Linked DNA regions of Homo sapiens: region 2 is linked to region 1. A link is an interaction called in ENCODE POLR2A ChIA-PET data of the cell type or tissue named here. Cell type or tissue: Panc1. All regions are shown on one strand. Links, peaks and the distances in the headings refer to the core of each region. The heading gives the core; the rest is flanking DNA.

Evidence for each region. Peaks named below come from ENCODE experiments on the same cell type or tissue, not always from the same donor. Only the 100,000 strongest peaks of a DNase experiment are listed, where the experiment ranks them.
Region 2: POLR2A ChIA-PET joins it to region 1 with 10 read pairs; 3 of 35 experiments call an interaction of 5 or more read pairs at or near these places.

The regions. Positions count from the first base shown.
Region 1 is chr5:74,912,122-74,923,473 of GRCh38, forward strand. No RefSeq gene overlaps it. Among named protein-coding and RNA genes, the nearest start is that of FAM169A, 51 kb to the left of the region's middle. In Panc1, for the core only: CTCF peaks have their summits at 7,580 (motif pointing left) and 7,787; DNase peaks (open chromatin) are centred at 4,830 and 7,574; H3K27ac peaks cover 1,116 bases.
Region 2 is chr5:74,734,071-74,745,422 of GRCh38, forward strand. GFM2 (GTP dependent ribosome recycling factor mitochondrial 2) reads right to left here. Exons shown (of 21, transcript NM_032380.5): 11 at 7,459-7,539; 12 at 5,919-6,067; 13 at 4,432-4,572; 14 at 4,248-4,347; 15 at 2,726-2,915. Among named protein-coding and RNA genes, the nearest start is that of GFM2, 27 kb to the right of the region's middle. In Panc1, for the core only: no CTCF peak of the experiment used is centred there; no DNase peak of the experiment used is centred there.

The DNA.
Region 1 (11,352 bases), core at 1,104-9,103:
GAGATGAACTGTGTACCTCAGTTGGAAATGCAGAAATCACCTGCCTTCTGTGTCGATCTCACTGGGAGATGCAGACTGGAGCTGTTCCTATTCAGTCATCTTGCTAGCAAATCAAAACAAGTGAGTTTTATGGTATGTAAATTATACCCCCAGCAAAGCTGTTTAAAAAAATAAATAAGTCCAGAACGAAGAAGTTAGTGCCTTGCTGCTGCCCAGGGAGTAAATACAATGCTTTAGCAGAAATGTCAGGGCACTGTTCAATTTTCCTACATCTATCAGATCATGTCAGATAGAAGTTCTGAGGGACGCCCAAGAAACCATCCTGATTAGACTACACAAAGTCTGTGCAGACACAGTGAATTCTCCTTACCTTGGGGCCATCCAGCCTTAATGCTTTGTTGTACGTATGTGTAGAGGAAGACGTGTGCTTCAGTGGCAAATTATAGCATGCTTTTCTACATGGCAGATTCTAATTCCTTGGGAGTTATTGTACAACACTGTATCTTATAGGTAGCAGATACAAATGCAAAATGGTTTTTGTCTATAGACATGCAAATTCTGTCCTGTCCAGCAGAAGTGCAACTGACTTCTTTCCCCCACTGTGGAGGAAGTGAGTGTTGCCTGCATTTGCACATTCATTGCAATATTCCGGCTAAATAAATGTGTCTGCTCTTTGGCTTTTCCTTTTTTTAAGTTTATTTTTTATTTATTTTATTTTTTAAGACAGAGTCTCACTCTGTTGCCCAGGCTGGAGTGTAGTGGTGCGATCTCGGCTTACTGCAACCTCTGCCTCCCGGGTTCAAGCGATTCTCCCTCCTCAGCCTCCCGAGTAGCTAGCTGGGACTACAGCCATCCGTCACCATGCCTGGCTAATTTTCGCATTTTTAGTAGAGATGGGGGTTTCACCATTTTGGCCAGGCTGGTCTCGAACTCCTGACCTTGTGATCTGCCCACCTCAGCCTCCTAAAGTGCTGGGATTACAGGTGTGAGCCACTGCGCCTGGCCTTTTTATTTTTTATTAGAAGAGATAGGGTCTCACTATGTTGCCCAGGCTGGACTCAAACTGCTGGCCTCAAGTGATTCTCCTACTGCTGCATCCTAAAGTGCTGGCACTACAGGTGTGAGCCACAGCACCCAGCCTGACTTCTCCTTTGAAACGATTTTAATTTTAGTATATGTGCTGCCAAAGCGAGCACATGAACCAGTTTTAATACTAGACTGATTCCTGAATTCTGAGTTAAGCAAAATCTTTAACATGTTCATTTTTTTTCTGAATAAGAATAATGATTTTATCTTTTTATGTAAATTACTTTTAACACATTGGTTTTTAATTTTTTTTTAAAGAGCAGTTTTAGGTTCACAACAAAATTGAGCAAAAAAGACAGAGAGCCCCTATAAGGCCCTGCAACCCCTCTTCAGCTATCCCCACTACTGACATCTGGCACCAGAGTTTTATAATTTGTTATAATTTATTAGAATTGATGTGTTTACACTGACACATCATTATTATCCAAAGTCCACTTAATGTTTTTAAATATCAATAAGTTTTTTGTCATCTTCATAAAATCTCAAGGTAACCTTTCTAGGAATCATTCTATCTATCTATGGTCTAGATTAAATCCCCTAAACAAGCGAATTCAGCCTGCCCTTTCAGAATTCTGCCTTGACAGTTTATTTCTGCCTGGGTGTGCTGCATGTTATAATAGAATGGCAATCTCCATCCACAGAGAAGCCAGTGGGAATCCTTAGAGAGCGAGAGGGTAATGTTCCTCTTTCAACTCTCTGTATCAAGCATGCATATATTCTTGTGCTTTATTTCATAAAAGAATTAAAATGAATTGAACTGAATCTCATTTCACAATTCACTTGGTTGCTTGCACCAGAAGCCTGTAATCATTTTAGACTCTCTCTTTCCTTCTCTTATTTTTTGGTATTCAACAAATCTCCATCAGGGACTTACTGCCCATGTACCTAACCTGGGCAGTAAGGTCTGCACTACCAGACCCTGGAGATAAAATAATGCGTGCAGTCCCATTCATGTGGAGCTCATGATAGATAGATAGGGGATACAACAATCACATAATCACACAAAGATATCATGAAAACATACTGTGAAAGATACCCATAGGTCCGGTTTGGTGGTTCATGCCTGTAATCCTAACATATTGGGAGGACAAGGCAGGTGGATTGCTTGAGCCCAGGAGTTTGAGATCAGCCTAGGCATCAAGGCAAAACCCCTCTACAAAAAATACAAAAATTAGCCAGGCATGGTGGTGTGTGCCTATAGTCCCAGCTACTTGGGAGGCTGAGGTGGGAGGATTGCTTGAGCCCAGGAGGTTGAGGTTGCCTTGAGCTGTGATTGTGCCATTGTACTCCAGCCTGGGCAACAAAGTGAGACCCTGACTCAAAAAAAAAAAAAAAAAAAGAAAAAGAAAAAAAAGAAACCCATGACTTAAAGCAGGGTCCCTGATTTAGGGGAGTAGGGTGGGGGGTCAGGGAAGGCTTCTCTAAAGAAATGACATTTGGGCTGGAACCTGAAGAATGAATGAAGGTGGCCAAGGGGTGTGTGTGTGTGTGTGTGTGTGTGTGTGTGTGTGTGTGTGTGGTGTATGCACAGAATGGGTGTGGCAGTTAAGTAGATCTGACCAGAGGGCAGCTAGGGGAAATTCTGTGAGGAGGGAAAGAGCATTCTGGTTGCTACAAGGTCACCATGGCTAGAGTTGGGGCAGAGAATAGAGAAGTGAGGCTGGTGAACTAGACAGAGGTCAGTCACTGGAGGTCTACGTTTTTTTTGTGTGTGTGTGTGTTTTTTTTTTTTTTTGAGATGGAGTCTTGCTCTGTCTCCCACGCTGGAGTGCAATGGCGCAATCTCAGTTCACTGCAACCTCCACCTCCCAGGTTCAAGCGATTCTCCTGCCTCAGCCTCATGAGTAGCTGGGACTACAGGCATGTGCCACCACACCTGGCTAATTTTTGTATTTTTTAGTACAGACAGGGTTTTGCCATGTTGGGCAGGCTGGTCTTGAACTCCTGACCACAAGTGATCCACCTGCCTTGGCCTCCCAAAGTGCTGGGATTACAGGCATGAGCCACACTTTGGTCTATTTTAAGAGCAAAAGGAGGCCATTAAAATATTTGCATACTTTATAAAATACTCCAAATTTGAAAAGATCATTTTATGGAGTATGGTTGGGTGATTGTGGCAGTGGAGTTTGAAAGAAATGGAGGGACACAGGAGATATTCAGAGAATAAAATAGAAAGGAGTAGGTGATGGGCTAAATGTGGGAGGAAATACTGGAGAGGGGTGAGTGAAGGTGAGTCCTAGATTAGCAGCTTGAACCACCAGCTGGGATCTCTCACTGAAGCTGGAAACACCAGAGGAGGCTATATTCCCTCATTCCCTGTTTTAGTCTCAGCAAATCCCTCTAGCTTATCTCATTGGGTTTGATTCCTTGCTTGAAGGCAGTGAGTGGTCACTCTCCTGTCCCTAGAAAATGACCAGCATACTCCCAAGACAAATGAAGATTTTTCAAAATAAAAGCCAGGAGAGGGGGCTGTCTTGTGCAACATCTCTTTCAGGTCCAACTACACAAATGCCCCTGAACAAAGACACATTTAAAACTGGCCAGCTTCTTGAAATGGGGAATGGAAAATGCTGAGAGAAAGAAAAAACATTGAGTTGGAAAAAATAAGTAAGAGGAAAGTGGAATTTGTAGTTCAGGAACTTAGAAGGCGAGAAAAGTCATCTCTTGATGATAATTCCCAATAGGTCACATCCAATTAATCACCAAATTCTATTGATTCTGCTTTCTTAATAATTTTTGAGTTTCTTAATAATTTGTGAATTGACCCTGTCACCCCTAGTTTCACTGCATGAAGTTATACAGATAAGACAGGAAGTTTCCTGACTTCTAGCTGTGAAGACTTCATTTCACCATCTTTATCCAGAGTGGGTGACCACATTCTCACAGCTTCTTTACCTGAATTTCTGTAAAACCAGTGATATCAGGATGGTGTTTGGCTGTAGGTAGCAGAAAAACCCAAACATAGTAGCTTAACCAAAGAGAAATGAACAGTACAGAGCAAGAGGCAGCAGCTTGAAGAAGTTATCAAGGATCCAGGTACACCCCCAAAGCTGCATTCCAGGTAGGAAGATGAAGTGAGAAGGGAAGATGGTTTCTGATCAGGAAAGTAGAACATTTCTAGAAATTCCCAGTAGACTTGCACTTTTGCCAGAACTGTTGTCACAGCTACCTTAACAGCAAGGGAACATAGGGAATATAAATACTAAGCAGTGGATTTTTTTTCCAGTGGTTGTTTTGTTTTTTACTATAAGGAAGATGGGGAGAATGAATAAGCGCTAGGTCAATGATAGTATCTACACACAAGGCCCTTCAGGATTTGGCCCCTGACTCTTTCTAAAACTATCCCCCTTCTCTCTCCTTCAGGCCCCATTGCTCCAGGCATACCTGCAAGTCTCTAAATTTACCATGCTGTCACAAGTCCATACAGCTCTGCACACGTTTGTTTGTTTGTTTTTTCCTGGATTGCTGTTTTTCTTTCCTTCCAAACTAGATCCTAGTTTTCTTTCAGACTTCAACAGCAGTGTAATTTCTTCTCACAAGTCTTTCTGGTCTCCTCTTCTCTTTTCCTATAGTTTCTCCAGTTTATCTCTCTCTTAGGTGGCACTTCTCATGCCACACTCTGATAATTGGTTTGCTGGGTCATGAGCTGCTCAAGAGTAGAGACCGTATTTCACTCAATGCTACTCACAACAGTGTGAGTCATTAGGAAATGTTTGCTGAACAAATAAATCCAGCCCTATGTTCACTTTCCTTAGCGGCTGCTGTGATTGGAATGTGTCCCTCAAAGTCCATGTGTTGAGAACATAATCTCTAATGCAACAGTGTTGGGAGGTGGGCCTTCCTAAGGGGTGATTAGATCTTGAGGCCTTCTGGCCTCATGGATGGATTAATGTTGCCATCTCAGGAGTGGGTGAGTCATGATGAGAGTGGGTTTGTTATATAAGCGAGTTCAGCTGTCTTGTTTGCTTGCTCTCTCTAGCACATGCTCTCTTGCCCTTCCACTTCCTGCCAATGAGATGACCAGTATGAAGGCCCTCACCAAACGCAGCCCCTGGATCTTGGACTTCCCAGCCCTTAGAATCATGAACCAAATAAAGTTCTACTGTTTATAAATTATGCAGTTTGTGGTATTCTGTTATAGCAAAAATGGACTAAGACAGTGACCTAGTCACATCCATCTTCCTCACCTTTACTTTCACTCACTGCAAATTAGACATGAAGTTACACAGACGAGACAGGAACGTTTTTGACTCCGCACTATAGCTTGGTGCATTGGTTTTCTAGAGCTGCCATAACAAAGTACCACAGACTGGGTAGCTTAAACAACAGAAATTCATTTTCTCATAGTTCTGGAGACTGGAAGTCCAATGTCAAAGTGTCAGCAGGGTTGGTTTCTTCTGTCTCTCTCCTTGGCTTGCAGATGACTGCCTTCTTGCTGTGTTCTCATGTGGCCTTTCCTCTGTATGCACACATGTCTTGTGTGTCTCCTTGTGTGTCCAGATGTCCTCTTCTTATAAAGACACATGCACTTTGGATTAGGGCCCACCCATAGGACCTCATCCTAATTTAATCAACTTGTTTAATTTAATCATCATATCTTCAGTACAGTCCTATCCTGAGACACTGTGGGTTAGGATTCCAGCATGATTTTCTGGGGGGAGGGGCACAATTCAGTCCATAAAACTTAGTCTTCTCCATGTGCTGATTCCCACAAAGGACCCAGTGAGTGGCAGGCTCCATCGGGAAACTCATTCCAAGTCCTGGCCTTGCCCTAAAGTAGGGGAATTTGGAATTATTGCTCCTTTCTAGAGTAGATCAGTGTAAAGAGGGGCCCATGATATGTACTGAACAACCCCAACCCTTGTGGGAAGCCCCAGAGGACAGCCAGGACACTGGAGAAGGAGACATGGCAAATGCTTCACCATTATCTTTTAAGGATCTTTGGAGTAGCTGAGAGCATCAACCTCCTTTTCTACAGAATATTTTCCAAACCGAGAGGAAAGTAAAATTTTCTTGATTCTCCCTTCCTTTCCTAACCTCGTCTATCTGGCACTGGTGGAAATTGCAAAAGATAATAAGGTAAACAAAACACAAAGAGGCAGAAACATAGTTTGCACCATGGACTCTTGCATAAGTGAAAAGCGGGCAAAGAGTGTGCCTTGTTCATTTGCAGAGACTTTGCAGCCTGTTACGAACTGAATGTTTGTGTCCCCCTATCCCCAAATTCATATATTGAAGCCCTAACCTTCAGGATTTAGAGTAACAAAGTAATTTAGGTTAAATGAGGTCTTAAGGGAGGGCTCTGATTCAATAGGATTAGTGTCTTTATAAAAAGAGACACTAAGAAGAGTTTTTTCTCAGGCTCTCTCCATTCACATACCCAGGAAAGGCCGTATGAGGACACAGTGAGAAGGTGGCAGGAAGAGACCCATCACCAGAAACCAAATTGACCAGAACCTTGATCTTGGACTTCTAGCCGCAGAATGATGAGAAAATAACTTGCTACTGTTTTAGCCACCCAGCCTATGATTTTTGTTATTGGCAACCTAAGTAAAATAAGACACAGCTTTGGGATATGCTTTCTACATAGTGAGTAGTCAATGAATGTCAAATGTGTAGATATATAATGATTTGTTTATAAAAAAGAGTTCTGTTAAAAATAACTATCTGAAGATTGTGACTATGGGTGATTTTCATTTGGTTACTTACTTTTCCATATAATCTGAACTCTTTACAGTATAGGTATATTACACTGTAAAGTTTTTTAGAAAGAAATTTTAAAAGCCTTATCTCATACATAGCTAGATGGCTTAATACTCACGACACAGTAGGATGTAGTCATGGGTCACAGAGACAATGTTCTGGATCTTAGAGCAGCAGACACATCCCTTGTGGGCTGCGCATGATGTCTCCTAACAAGGCAAAGCCGTCTGTTAGGGTGAATTTTCTGAAAGTCTGCTTATATATGCTAGGATGGATGTCACAGGTGTGAGCTCTGTAAGGCTGGGGACAGTGTCTGGTTTTGCTCATCATTATATTCTCAGTACCTAGGACAGTGGCACATAGCAGCTAATTTTTTCTGTTAAAAGAAAATAAAAACCATCATTCAATGATTAACTACGCAGAGTAATAAATATTCGATGAACAATCAAATGAATGACTGAAGGGCATCCCAGACATGAAGTGATTATTTCTTTTGAAATTTCAGAGTGAATATATCTGACAAGAATCAAGTTACAGGAGGTCGAGGTGGGGAAATGAAGGAGGGCCCGGGTGGCATGCAGAGGAATAAACCACTGCTTGAACCCCACTTTCTGAATTGCCGAGCTACTGTCCCTTGTTCTCTTCAGTACACTGTTGCCAATTGTTGGGAGCCCCTAAAATTCGGAATTAATGAACCTATCTGGTTATGGAGATCCTGGCTTGTTGGGAATTAAGTTCAAGAAGGCTTAAGATTTCAATATAATTTGTGTGCTAGGGACCTCTTGTGGTAACTCTGTGTACTTTATCTTTCAGCACCTAGAAATAGACACGCATGCGTGCGCGCACATCCCCCCCCCCCCCACTTCAAAGTGAAAGAATTATTATTATTTGGAAATATTTTTAAAATGTTATTTTTAACATGTTAAATGTTAAAAATGTAAAAATACAAATATTCAATAAATGTCTAAAATTTTTCAATATCTCTTGTAAAGAGATTTAGGCGGGGCATGATGGCTGTAATCCCAGTACTTAGGGATGCCAAAGCAGGAAGATCAAGACCAGGAATTTAACACCAGCCTGGGCAACAAAGTGAGACCCTGTCTATACAAACAAACAAATGAACAAAACACAAAACAAAACTGGTGTGGTGGTGGTGGCACGCATCTGTGGTCTCAGCTACTTTGGAGGATGAGGCAGGAGGATTGCTCAAGCCCAGGAGTTTGAGGCTGCAGTGAGCTATGATCATTCCACTGTACTCCAGCCTGGGCAAAGGGGCAAGACCTCATCTCTCTCTAAAAGAAAAATAAATTTAAATTAAAGGATGTGTTTGTCTTAAAGAATTTTAAAAAGGACTAGTCCCAGTGTCAAGATGAAGAAAACAGGCATTCCTGTATGTTTGGTAGGAGTGTATATGGACACAACAATGAGTACAACCACTTATTGGGGAAAAAATTAGGCCTTACAATTTCTTTAAAATGTTCATATTTCCTGACCCAGTAATTCCACTTCTAGGAAATTTTCCAGTAGGAAAGATAGAAAATACAGATAGGTTTCGCATATTAGGATTTTCATCAAGTTATACAGTAGAAAAAACAAGCCAAAAAAAGAAGATAGTTCAGTAAATTATATATTCATATAAAGTGATATTACTTACTTAAAATTGTGGTTTCAATTAATATTTATTGACATGGAAGAATACTTTTTTTGAGATGGAGATTCACTCTTGTCACCATGGCTGGAGTGCAACAGAGCCATCTTGGCTCACTGCAACCTCCGCCTCTCGGGTTCAAGTGATTCTCCTGCCTCAGCCTCCTGAATAGCTGGAATTACAGGCGCCTGCCACCATGTCTGGCTAATTTTTTGTATTTTTAGTAGAGATGGGGTTTCACTATGTTGGCCAGGCTGGTCTCGAACTCCTGACCTTGTGATCTGCCCGCTTGGCCTCTCAAAGTGCTGGAATTACAGGAGTGAGCCACTGCACCCGGCCAACATGGCAGAATACTTATATGTGAAGGGAGTAAAGCAGAACATAGATCAATTACAACTGTAATTTATATATATACATGACAGATGGAAGAAAGGAAAGAAAGAGAAGGAAGCAAGGTTGGAAGGAAGAGAGGGAAGGAAGGAGGAAAGACATGAAAGAAGAAAGAAAGATGAAGCTGGAATGCTAACAGGTATTATTTTTGTGGGGAAGTGTATTGAGCCATTTTCTATTTCCTTCCTTAAACTTCTCTGCATTTACCAAAATTTAGACAATAAATATTCCATCAAAAAAATTAAACAAGTAATATATAGTCTTATTATAAAACATTAGTTTGGATTTTACATTTTTAAACTTAGAGCCATACTATTTATAGATATTGTTCTAAAACTAGCTTTTCTCATTGTATCTTTTGGAGATAGTTCTATCTCAGGCTTTACAGTTCAGACTCACTCAAATAAATATATATTTTTTTATTCTGAGAAACTTTTAGTTGTTTTTGTTTTGTTTTAAGACAGGGTCTCACTCTGTCACCCAGGCTGGAATGCAGTGGAAGAATCTGGGCTCACTGCAACCTCCAGCCTCCTGGGCTCAAGCAAACCTCCCGCCTCAGCCTCCCGAGTAGCTGGGACTACAGGCGCCCGCCACCACACCTGGCTAATTTTTTTGTATTTAATGTATTTTCTGTGGAAAACTGGAAGTTGGAGTACCTTTCAAAAAATTAGGTTTTTTTTTTTTTTTTTTTTGAGACAGAGTCTCACTCTGTTGCCTAGGCTGGAGTGCAATGGCGTGATCTCTGCTTACTGCAACCTCTGCCTCCTGGTTTCAAGTGATTCACCTGCCTCAGCCTCCTGAGTAGCTTAGCAGAGGCTTACCACCATGCCCAGCTAATTTTTGTATTTTTAGTAGAGCTGGAGTTTCACCATGTTGGTCAGGCTGGTCTTGAACTCCTGACCTCAGGTGATCCGCCCAGCTCAGCCTCCCAAAGTTCTGGGATTACAGGTGTGAGCCACTGCGCCTGGCCAAAATTAATTAGTTTTTTTTTTAAGTGAAAACTACACACACACACACACACACACACACACACACACACACACACACACACGGTAAAAGATGAAAGCAGTCCAAAAACCACTGTTCCTCTTACCTCAGATCCCTAGGTCTCCTTTCTCTCTCTCCAGAAGAAACTGTTAGCAGTTACAGATGTACTCCACTAGCATATTATTTGCGTAAAAATAGTGAGTCCAAATCCGTCTCTGACCCCCTTTACTAAAACACAAGTGGGAATGTACTATATACATACTCTCCAATGCCATGGGATTTTAACAAAATATAACAATATATCTAGTAGACTTTAAAAAAAAACACATAATGGGACTTCAGAAGAATTAAAAAAATAAGTTGGGAATATTTACATTACTGGCAATATGATAAATATGTTGAAAACTATTTCCGCTATAAAAATATAAATGCTACATAAAATACAATTTTTAAAAACACATGTGGCTGAGTTAGTAAAAAGTGAGGGACCAGCTCTATGGGAGGCCGAGGCAGGCGGATCACGAGGTCAGGAGATCGAGACCATCCTGGCTAACACGGTGAAACCCCGTCTCTACTAAAAATACAAAAAATTAGCCGGGTGCGGTGGCGGGTGCCTGTAGTCCCAGCTACTCAGGAGGCTGAGGCAGGAGAATGGCGTGAACCCGGGAGGCGGAGCTTGCAGTGAGCAGAGATCGCGCCACTGCACTCCAGTCTGGGCGAGAGAGTGAGACTCCGTCTCAAAAAAAAAAAAAGTGAGGGAAATGAAACAAGGGTAGGAGCCCAGAGAACTGTGGAGTGAGGGCTGAAGATGTCAGCTCTCCCGAGGGCATCAGCTCCTCCCTGAGCCATCTTGAGTTCCTGCTGTCTTGTTAAAATTGTGGTAAATTGGCCAGGCCCGATGGTTCACGCCTGTAATCCCAGAGCTTTGGGAAGCCGAGGCAGGAGGATCAGGAGGTCAGGAGTTTGAGACCAGCCTGACCAACATGGTGAAACCTCGTTTCTACTAAAAATACAAAAATTAACCGGGCGTGATGGCATGCACCTGTAATCCCAGCTACTCGGGAGGCTGAGGCAGGAGAATCGCTTGAATCCGGGAGGCGGAGGTTGCCGCGAGTGGAGATCACGCTACCGCACTCCAGCCTGGGTGACAGAGCGAGACTCCATCTAAAAATAAATAAATAAATAAATAATATAAAAAAATAAAAAAAATTGTGGTAAATTATACAGAACATGAGGCTTACCATTTTAACCATTTTTAAGTGTCCAATTCAGTGGCATTAAGTACATTCACCATGTCGTGTAACTATCACCACTATTTCTGAAACTTTATTTCCTGAAACAGAAACTCTGTCACCATTAAGCAATAATCCCCGTCTCCCTGTCCCCAGCCCGCCCCTGGAAACTACTATTTTCTTTTTCTATGAATTCAGTTGTTCTAGATACCTTGTAGAAGTGGAATCATACAATCCTTGCCATTTTGTCTGGCTTACTATACTTAACATAATGTTTTCTTTTCTTTTTTTTTTCGAGACGGAGTC
Region 2 (11,352 bases), core at 2,176-10,175, 180 kb before region 1:
CACATTCAAAGTATCTTAGGTATACAAACCAGGCCTTTTAGACCCACACTATCCAAATGGTAACCACAGCCATTTGGGGGTATTAATGTTATGAACTGCCAGATGCTGTAAATGTAAAATAAACACCAGGTTTCTGAGACTTACTGTGAAAAAAAGAATGTAAAATATCTCAGTAATATTAATAATTTTAATATTGTAAATATTAGTAATTTTAATATTGATATATTGAAGTAATATTTTGATATATTATGAAAATTTATTTCACCAGTTTGTTTGATGTGGCTATAAGAAAATTTTATATTACATATGTAGGTCACATTATATTTCTACTAGACAATACTGTTCTAGACCCTTGACATCCCAAAGTGGGCTCCAAGGACCAGCAACACTGGTAATGCCTGGAGTCTGACAGAAATGCGGAATCTTAGGTTCTGGACCTACTGAGTCAGAGTCTACATTTTAACAAGAATCCCAAGAGATGTGTATGTACGTTCAAGGTTAAGAGGCATTATTGTAGATAATATTTTATTTTAAGCACATACAGATACTCAAACAGAGTACATGCGTATGACACTAAGTGACTTTTGGAATAAAAATAACTTTTACTGTAAAATAAATTATTTTAAAATATTTGTGATGTTAGCATTGTAACAGGTATCGAGGGTTATAACTGGACCATGGGGTAAGTACAATAAAAGCACAAAAAAGAAACATGTAGATCTGCTTGAAAGAAGTCTAAGTAAGGGAGCTTTGGTAAATCCCTTCCTCTTGGGGGCTTAGGACCCCTGAGCTAATGCCCATTAATGAGACTTTGGATACCACACTTTTTCTCCTAAAGTAGTTAAAGGCTTGAGTTCTTAGATGCAAAACTGGCTGGTGCAATTTCACTGCAAGCCCACAATTTGAATTTAGGTGCTCATGCTGCATCTGAAATATAAAATGACTCTCAAATATATTTCAAAGAATCCATGGGTTACTTTGTTTGGGCAGCCCCTGCTCTTAAATGCCTGGCCACTCCTGATACAACCAGCTTGGTTAACTTTGATATACTTAGGCAGCCAGATGCATCATCACCTGATCCTTTTCCACTAGAATAAAAACTATACTTAACTGTCCTCAAGGCATTTAAAGTAACAGAAAAATTGCTGTTAGGCCCATTTTAACTTAAATGCTATTCCTTCAGCAAGTGGACACAAAAAGACTCAGTTTCAGTTTCCTTCAGTACTGGGGGCTGTCTTACATCTATATTCAGATTTCTTTCATGTGAACTCCATTTGGGGAGGTGAGCAACTGTAACCTCTACTGGGCTAGGGATCTTCCTTCTTTCTCCCTACAGGGTCCTCAGGAAGACAAGGGGAGGCAATAGAGATTGCTTTTGTTCTCCCATAATCTGTGAGTCCAACTTGTTTTCAAAGGAAAGAGGGCTTCTAATGCCACTTCTAGAACTAGAAGGTCTGTCCTTAAACAAACAGTCTAATATAGGAATTCAGTGAGAGCCTCATAAAGTGTGATGCTTGAGGTGAGACCTAAAGAAAGGGTAAACCTTTTCCAGGCAGGTTAAGTTCATGGGCTACTATTATAATGCAAGAGAGAACAGAAGAAAAGAAATAGCGATGCAAAAAAGAGCACGGTACCTTCAGGAAATCACAATTATTTTACTGTGGGAGCATAAGGTGTGGCTAGGTACTATAGTTTTATTCTAATTTGGGTTAAAGAAGAGGGTCAAAATGAAGGCGGAAGTTTCACAAGAAATGAAGCCAGGCAAGAAGGCTGTGGCAGAGACTACTAGCAGCCTTCCACTCTACTCTGCTGCTGCCTACTTAAAAGGCTGCTTTTACCAGACTTCCTTGCAACAGGCTGCCATATGTCTCAGTGCTGGCCAATGACATAGAAGAAATCTTAAGAGAAAAGGGGTATTATCTTCTTCCTTCCCCTTACTCCTTTCTGTTGTCAGGAACTCCAAGGTGATGCCCAAGGCTCCAGGAGCTATGCACTCAGGCAGGACAAAAAGATTAGAGCCTGGATCCCTGATAACATTGTGGAGCCACTCTAATCCCTGACTACCAATTCAAGGCTTCTGTTAGGAGATAGAGAGAAATAAATTTTTGTCCTATTAAAGCAATTGTTATTTGGGGGTTTTCTGCTATATGTAACCAAATCTAATTGGAAATTATAATTGGAATCATGGGTTTTACATACCACACTAAAGAGTTTGGGTGTGTGCTAGAAGTAATGAGAAGCCACTGAAAAAAATCTGAGCTAAAATGCTAAAGAACAAAGTTACTAACAAAAGGTCAAACAAGATTATCCACAGTATATAAATATCTTCATTGAGTTCTAGAGGTTGAGGTAGAAAACAAGGTAAAACAGCATTTTTATACATGATGATGACAAACTGAATTGGTTATGAATCAGTTACTGTCTAATCTAATATACTAGAAGGGCAGTTCTAAGGCCAATTACTTAGAATCCCATAGATAGCACTACAAGAGTAAGGAAGAATATAATATGAGAAGAATGGCCAAGAAATAAGAAGAGAAAAAAATGAAGGCATTTGTAAAAATCAAAACATCTTAAAAAACAAGACCAACCACAAGAAATGTTTACCAATATATTCAGATAAAATTTACCTCAATCACATAAGAAATCTCTTGAGGGTATATTGCAACTATTTTATATAAATTATCAGCGCACTAATTAGTTGACACACTAAGACCATTTATACCTGGCTGCTTAGACAGTGATGGGGGTTCTATGGTACAGAAGAAAACAGGTTCTGGAATCTCCACTCCAGCCAATAAAAGTCTCTCTGCTTCATTGTTTTGTCTGTGCTTCTTTTCTCCCTCCCGTTCGGCTCTACGAGCTGCAGCTAATGCACTGGACTTGGATGAGACAATGGTGTCTCCAGTGGCAGTCTGCAAGCAAACAAGATGACTTGGAACGAAAGTGGCATTTAGCAAGCGCTCATCTTACACCAAGAACCACAATATAAGAAAACTTTTTTGTGGCCCTTTCTTTTCATCAGAACTTAAAAGAGAAATAAAATTCAAAAAGCTCATTAATAACTTTGCATAAGTAAAGCTAATTTAACTTGCATAAGAATTCTATCCAAAATACTGTTGTAATAAATTCTAACAAACAATAAAACACACACACATACACATCCAAAATCATTTGGCAAAACAAATGTACCTTCCTAAATTTTCAATCATGACAAGACAGGTTAGGGAGAAGTCCATTAGAGTGTTCTACCACCCATAAGAATTTATTCCTTTTTTACAGAAAATCTCCTATTAACTAAAATATATAATTAACCAGAATACCCTTAACTGTGCAGATTGCTGGCTTCCATGTAGAGCCCAATTATCTTTTAAAAACTGTAATTTCACTTCTAAACTTTTATATTGTGAAGTTCTGTGCCAGTTTCCTTCTCTGTAAAAACAATCCTACTGAAGCAATAGTCCCAATGTATTTGTAGAGCTTCTTCAAATACATACAAGGAGCTCCTGCCTTCAGGGAGATAGAGGGGACATTCCAATGCCAGAAGTCCAGTGACCAGCCTATAGGAATTTTCTACTGAAGGATCTTCAAACTTGAAACTAGTCATGAAGAGTTAAAATGTTTAAAATAACAATGCTTACTACATAAAGGTCAATGAGAAAATATTTGATTTAATCCATATAAATGAAATATCCTTAGTTTTAACCCATGAAAAATAAATACAACATCAAGTATTTTCATCGATTCATCCTACAATTATCTATGGAGTGTCTACTATATGCAAACACTGATCTATGGACTGTAGGGCATTGAACAAAAAAGACAAAAATCCTTGCTCTCATGGAGGCTTTACTAACAAAACATTATAACCTGATCAGTTATAAGTCTAGGTTAAATTTTTTGCAATGCTCAAGATAGGAATAAACCCAATGGGAACAAAACAATATTTTATATAAACTTAAAACACACATATATGTATATACATATATATCCATAAACAGTATGTTATTTTACTTGGATTTGAACTTTATATGAATACAATCCATCCCGTCTGTGGTCTTCCGTAATCTACTTTTCTTCCTAGTAAATGTATGAGATTCAGCCATGTTGACAAATATGCCATAATATTCTTTATTCTACTATTGATGGACATTTGGATTGTTTATGGGTTTTTGATATTACAAGTTGCTTACTTGTAATTAAATATTTAAGCTGTTATTTCCTAGAGAAATCATTTGGTCACTTACATGTTTAAGCCCAACAGTCAAAGCAATGTTACCAGCAGTCAATGAAGGGATTTCTACATGTTGGTCAGCAAACGGCAAAAGCAGACGACTTATTCTCTCCCTGTAAAATCACAATTTTATGTTAGTAAAAGTATTTTTAAAGAAGTGCATACAGTTTTATAAAATAATCTAAGCTTCTACTTACGTGCAGTTTCCATTAATATTATGAATGGCCAACTGGGGTTTTATAGTGCCTGAGTAAATGCGCATAAAAACCAGTGGTCCTCGCTGCTTGTCATGGAGAACTTTAAATGCCAATGCACATAAGTCATCCTTATACCACTGCCTATAAAATAAACATTCCAAAAAGGCCTATAAAATACACTTCCCATAACTGCAGAAACTTAACCTTAATGTCCCCAAAGATCTATTTTATCTTCTAGTAGAGCTACTTAGAGCCACTAAATAATGTCTTTGTTACGTAACTCTCTTCTTCCATTGACTAAATTACTCAATGGAGATCTTACCATTAATTCCTCAAAACTAAAAATAACAGATTCTCTTCCAAATATTACTTCTATTTGTGAATAATTTCATTGCCAAGAGCTCTCCCCATGAAGGCTATACCTGGGAATATCACACTACTTATCAAGAAATCTGCACAGGGTAAATAAATAGGTACTTTCCAATTACTGCTTTTACGCTCTCCTTCCACTTTCTGTCCATTACATAACCATAAAAATCTATACTATAAACTTGAAATTGTTCACATAACCAACACTCTTAACAGAATGATGTTCTTAAACTGGTAATCACTGGTAAGTTTTAGAATTGAGTTCTCCTGCAATTGCCAAATTTTGCGCATCTAAGGAGAGCTCCATATTTTCATTAGTTTCAAAGGAATTCCTGACTTAAAGTAGTTTAAACACTTCTATGACAGAACTTCTCCAATCTTATTCCCATTCCCTCCAATTTTTAACTTTAATACATACTAATATAGAGCTTACTATACCAGGCACTGTTCTTTGTGCTTTACTAATCATTTAATTCTTATAAGAACACCATGAGATAGGTCCTATTCTTTGCATTTTATAGATGAGATGTTAAGGAACTTGGAAAAGCTAGGATTTAAATCCAATAGTACAAAGCCTGTGCTCTTCACCATCATGCCTCTCCAATTTAGAGATATGAAAAGTTATTAATGTCAGGATTAAGATAATTAAAGTCCATTTCTCTGCCATTTTACACATTGCTTACTCAGATTTTAAAGGACTTATTACTTAAGTACAAAGCTTTTAGTGACAATAGGAGTAAAACAATGACCTTTCTTTATAGCCACAAAATATTTTGAGCTTATGAAAAATCCTGAAATCCAGATGAATATAACTATAGAATATTTAACAAACATCCCCAGGATATCACTTTTCTAAGACTAAGATGGCAGGGTCAACACTTACACTTTTACACAGTGAAAAGACATACCTCTTAGCTCTATGTGTAAGACATCTCTTTTTACAAGAGATGAAAAATGTTCCTTTCAAGCAAAAATTACTATGATTCCTTATTACATCATTTGCAATAACACTCACCACTATTATTCAAAAATGGTGATTTAACTACTTTTCATAAAAGTATTTGCCTACTTGTTTCTTCAAAGCTATAGAATTTTAATATATGTGATTGCATACTTACAGAAATTCATAGTTACGCTCTTCAGGTGAAGGTAAGTACATAGTAACAGCATCTAACAAGGGCTGTATCCCTTTGTTTTTCAGGGCACTTCCACAAAGCACAGGCACTGCTGTCTGAGCTAGTGTCACTCTATGTATTGCAGTCTGTAGCTACAGAGCAGAGATACAAATGAGCATTTATTTTGTGTACTGGTCTTGGCGAGAAGCTCAAAATTAGAGGTTTTCTCTAACCAGCCATGTAACCAGCACTCCTCATCACACCTTCATCATTTTGTTGGCTTAGTTTTTAACACTCATCACTATCTGGATGTTAGATATTTATTAGTTTATCTGTCTCCTATTCGCTAGAATGTAAAATCCATATAAGCATTACCCCTGGAAATACTGCTAAATCCCCAGCAACAAGAAAAGTGGTTAAAACAGGTGCTTAAAAATATTTCTTGAATAAATGAATATACTTGTGATTTAACCTTGATAGTCTAACAGAGGAACTGATCATAAATAAAATATGTAAATCTGAGTTACCATTTCTTCAAATAAATTAAATCCATATTAAACAAAATCCTAAGGGAAAAATGAGAAATCCAAGTAGGAAAATTTTTAGAAAGATTTCAAAAAACAAGAAAAGCTTGAGTGTGTTTGCAAGCTATTATTGGTGGGTCAATTCTACTTTAGATTGTGAGCTCTCTGAAAACATAAATCATGTTATGTGAAGATAGGGTACAATAAATATCACATTTAAACACTCAAAAATAAACAGTTTCAAAATTCACATTTCATTCAAAAGAAAAAATACTTTTTTTCATTCTAACTTATGAGTGGCTCAATAACATGTTTCAGCTCTTGTGTTTTTAATTCTTTTAATGACTACTAAGTGAATTTGCTAGGCTCATCTTTGGCTCATTTTACAGATTATTACTTAGAAATACTTTGCTTGGCAACTCTTACGTTTCATAAAGAAAAATAAACAGTAAATTTGCCAAATTCCATGGGGAAAGTCCCTGGCAGAACAAAACAGAGTTTCCTTCAAGAAATCTGTCATAATTCAGTTACTATCAATATTTTAATTGCCTCTTCTCTGGCTTACTGTATGTCAAAAGACAAAAACAAAGAACTGTAATGAGTTTCCATGAAAAATTTAAAAAGATTCAGAAAATAATGTTCTCAGAAAAATGGTAATTGTAGTAGCCTGAAACAACAGTAAATTTTAATATAAACTTTCTGTGATTTCCCTAAACATCCTTAGAGGAATTATCAGAATGAAAAGACTACAGAGAATGAGTAGTTAACTGATGCAGACTCAATAGAAGTTAAACAGATTCAATTTTTAATTTTGTAAAGTATATATGAAAGTAATAAATCACTGCCAATAAGTATTGTATTAGTAGTGACTTTAACTTAATGTTCTCCTAACTTTAAACTTACCACTTTCTAATAATATGCAAAGTTTAAAAAAAAAATGCACACACATCAAAGGCAGAGAAATCAAACTACATCCAATTAGTAAAATTTTGTGAAAGCCATTGAATAATAAAATTTACCTTTTCAGCTGGTAACAAATCAAAATTCTCACTAAATTCTTCTAAAACCAAGTCAGCAAATTCATCATCCAAATCTGCAACCTATAAAGAAAGGTTTTAGAGTTCTATAACTTGCATTTACTTTCATTAACTATTAATTTGTCCAAACACCATAAACAGACAATATTCAAATATTTCAAGACAGCTACCTTACCTAGGCCAAGCAACTCTTCACTTCTTCTAAAGAGATAAAGAAAAATGTTTTTCTTTGAAAGGAAAAGAAATGGAAAACTAAAGATACTATTAGGAGTTTCCTAAATTCACAGAAAGCCAGATCCTGATAAAGCATCTTAATTAAATGCTATCAGTGTGCTCAAAAGAAATCAAAGAAAATGTGCAACTTACAATGATAGCACATACAATGGATTGGCCTTTCTTAGATAAATCTGGAGGTTTTAGTTTATAAAAAAGTTTCATCTGGTTTTCCTCTAATATTCTGAATGTTCACCAGATCTCCCAAGACAGTCAAACTAAGAGAATTAATGTTGCTGTAATCCCGCACTGAAGAAATACATTTATGTTAGGGAAGGGAGGCGTAGGCAATATTTCAATAATAAAAATGCAATTGTCTATTTCACATTCTTTTCATGACCATCCGACTATACGAAATGGGATCATTCAGCTGACAAATTAATAAAACAGCTTCAAAAGCATATAACAGTACAAGGGAGCAAAACGTTCAAACTTGGTAAAAAAAAAAAAAACCACACTGTTAACAGGATTAAGTATAGCAGAAATGTACCTAACCATCCTTCTGGAAAGCATTATATGTGATGGTTAAGCTCAGCTTCTGGAATCAGACTACCTAGAAATGGTTCCACCACTTACCCACTTGTTCAAATTTTGGTCAAGTTATTTCACCTCTCTGCCTTAGTAACTCACAAAGATGATAGTAGTATCTACTTCTTGAGGCTGTTATAAAGATTAAATAATTCAAATTATGCTTTAAGAATATATACTAGTGTATAATAAGTATTAGCTATTATTACTGTGCACCTTCAATATTGGAAGTTGATTCTATTCCACACTAATCTTATCCACTAATTTAAAGGAAAATTTTAAATTATCGCAAAATATACACAACATAAAGTTTACCATTGTACTCTTTTTTTTTTTTGATACGGAGTCTGGCTCTGTCACCTAGGCTGGAGTGCAATGGTGCGATCTCAGCTCACTGCAACCTCTGCTTCCTGGGTTCAAGCGATTCTCCTGCTTCAGCCTCCTGAGTAGCTAGGATTACAGGCGCGTGCCACCACGCCCAGCTAATTTTTTTGTATTTTTAGTAGAGACAGGGTTTCACCATGTTGGTCACGCTGGTCTCAAACTCCTGACCTCGTGATCTGCCCACCTCAGCCTCCCAAAGTGCTGGGATTACAGGCATGAGCCACCACACCCAGCCCACTGTACTCTTGCACAGTTCAGTAGTGTTAAGTACTTTCACATTATTGCACAATAAATCTCCAGAACTCTTTTCAACTTGCAAAACAAACTCCATATACATTAATTAAACAACACTCTATTCTCTCTGCCCTTCCCCAGCCCATGGCAACTGCCATTCTACTTTCTGTCTCTGAATCTGATTACTCTGGATCCATGGATTTGGGTTGCTTCTACCTTTTGGCTATTGTGAAGAATGCTGCTAAGAACATGTGTGTGCAAATATCTCTTTGAGACTCTTTTCAATTCTTTTGAGTATATACCCAAAAAGTGGAACTGTTGGGTAATATAGTAACTCCATATTTAATTTTTTGAGGAATCGCCATATTGTTTTCCATAGTGGCCGCAACATTTACATTCCTACCAACAGTGCGCAAAGTTATAATTCTCCACACCTTTGCCAACACCTATTTTCTGTATTTGACAGTAGGCACCCTAATGGGTGTGAAGTAGTCTTATTCTGTAAATTTTATACATACTTATGTATTTCTTATAATTAGCATATTATTAGCTACTGACAGTCTCAGATTCTTTCTGAGATTTCTGTCACATACTATCACATCCTAGAAGACCATGAGACATGGGCAAGTGTGTGTTGGCTCCTCAACTAGATTACAAGATCCTTCTTAAGTTTATTCTTATAGCTCTTCTGTATTAAAACAACACAAACAAACTCAAAGAGGAATGAATTATTAATAAACGTCAATTCCACTTTTATATCTTCTATGCTCCCCAAATTAAAAAAGCAGTATAACAAAGCGGGTAAGAGCTTTAGCTCTAAACAGATTAACCTGGGTTCAGATTCTAGCTCAGCCACTTTATTAGCTGTGTGACAACTTATTTAAGCATTTGAGCTGCTGTTTCCCCATCTGTAAAATAGGGACAATATAAGGTTCTTGTGAGGGTTTAATTAAAAAGTATATGTAAAGCACTTAACCTAGCACACAGTAGGCCCTCATTAACTCAATAACAAAAATAACAATTATTATGTTAATGATAAAGTTGCAATGATTACTACATACAGTCAGGAATCAGTTAGTGACAGGGATAAGTTCTGAGAAATGTGGTGTTAGGTGATTTCGTCATTCTACCAACATCATAGAGTGTACTTACATAAACCTAGACGGCATAGCCTGCTTTTACACCAAGGCTATGGCCTATTACTCCTAGGCTACAAATCCATACAGCATGTTACTGTACTGAATACTGTAGGCAACTGTAACACAATGGTAAGTATTTGTGTATCTCAACATAGAAAAGGTACAGGAAAAATATAGTATTATAATCTTATGGCACTGTCAACATTCATGTGGTCTGTTGTTGACTAAAATGTCATCATGAAGTACATGACTATACTTAAAAAAAAAAACTATGTACAAAAGATAAGTGAAAAAAAAATGAATGCTGAATAAATTTATTTGGACCAATTCAATTTAGAAGTGAAAAATCAAGGGCTCTGATTCAAACGTTTTTCTCTACCATAATATTCAAGAAATTAAGGTATGTTTTATTTATTGCCATATATACTAACAATATAATATAAAATTACAAATATTAACAATCTTGCTATTTTGAAGATTATAATTTTGAAGGTGGATGAGGCCCAGAGCTATATACCAACTATAAAATTGATGGTTTTAAAATTTTCTAAATAATTTGACATCTGGTGAAAAGTAAAGTAAAAGACATGCATATCCTTTGACCTAACAATGCTACTCCTTAGTTTAATCCTAAAGAAACTATTGCCCATGTGCACAAGTAGATACAAAAATGTTCATAGCCACATTGTTTGTAACAGCAAAAAAGAGAAACAACCTCAAAGCCCATCCACAGGAGAATACCCAATAAAGTGTGGTAAAATCATATATTATAACAATATACAAGATTGAAATGAATAGATTATAACTACACATATTTGCAACATGGATAAAGTTCCAACAATGTTGAGCAATGTCATAAAATACAAACAGTAACATTTCATTTATGTAAAGTTCAAAACATGTAAACCTAAGTTCTTTAAGGATTTATGGTAAACTAAAGAAAAGCAAATGAGGCCCGGCGCAGTGGCTCACGCTGGTAATCCTAGCACTTTGGGACGCTGAGGTGGGCGATCACCTGAGGTCAGGGGTTCGAGACCAGCCTGGCCAACATGATGAAACCCCATCTCTACCAAAAAATAAAAATAAAAAAATTAGCTTGGAGTGGTGGTGCGTGCCTGTAATCCCAGCTACCCAGGAGGCTGAGGCAGGAGAATCACTGGAACCTGGGAGGTAGAGGCTGCAGTGAGCTGAGATTGTGCCACTGCACTCCAGCCTAGGCCGCAGAGCAAGACTCCATCTCAACGAAAAGCAAATGAAAGAGAAATATTGAAATAATAATTTGGGGGACAGGTAGATGATTAGTGGGAGAGAGAGATGA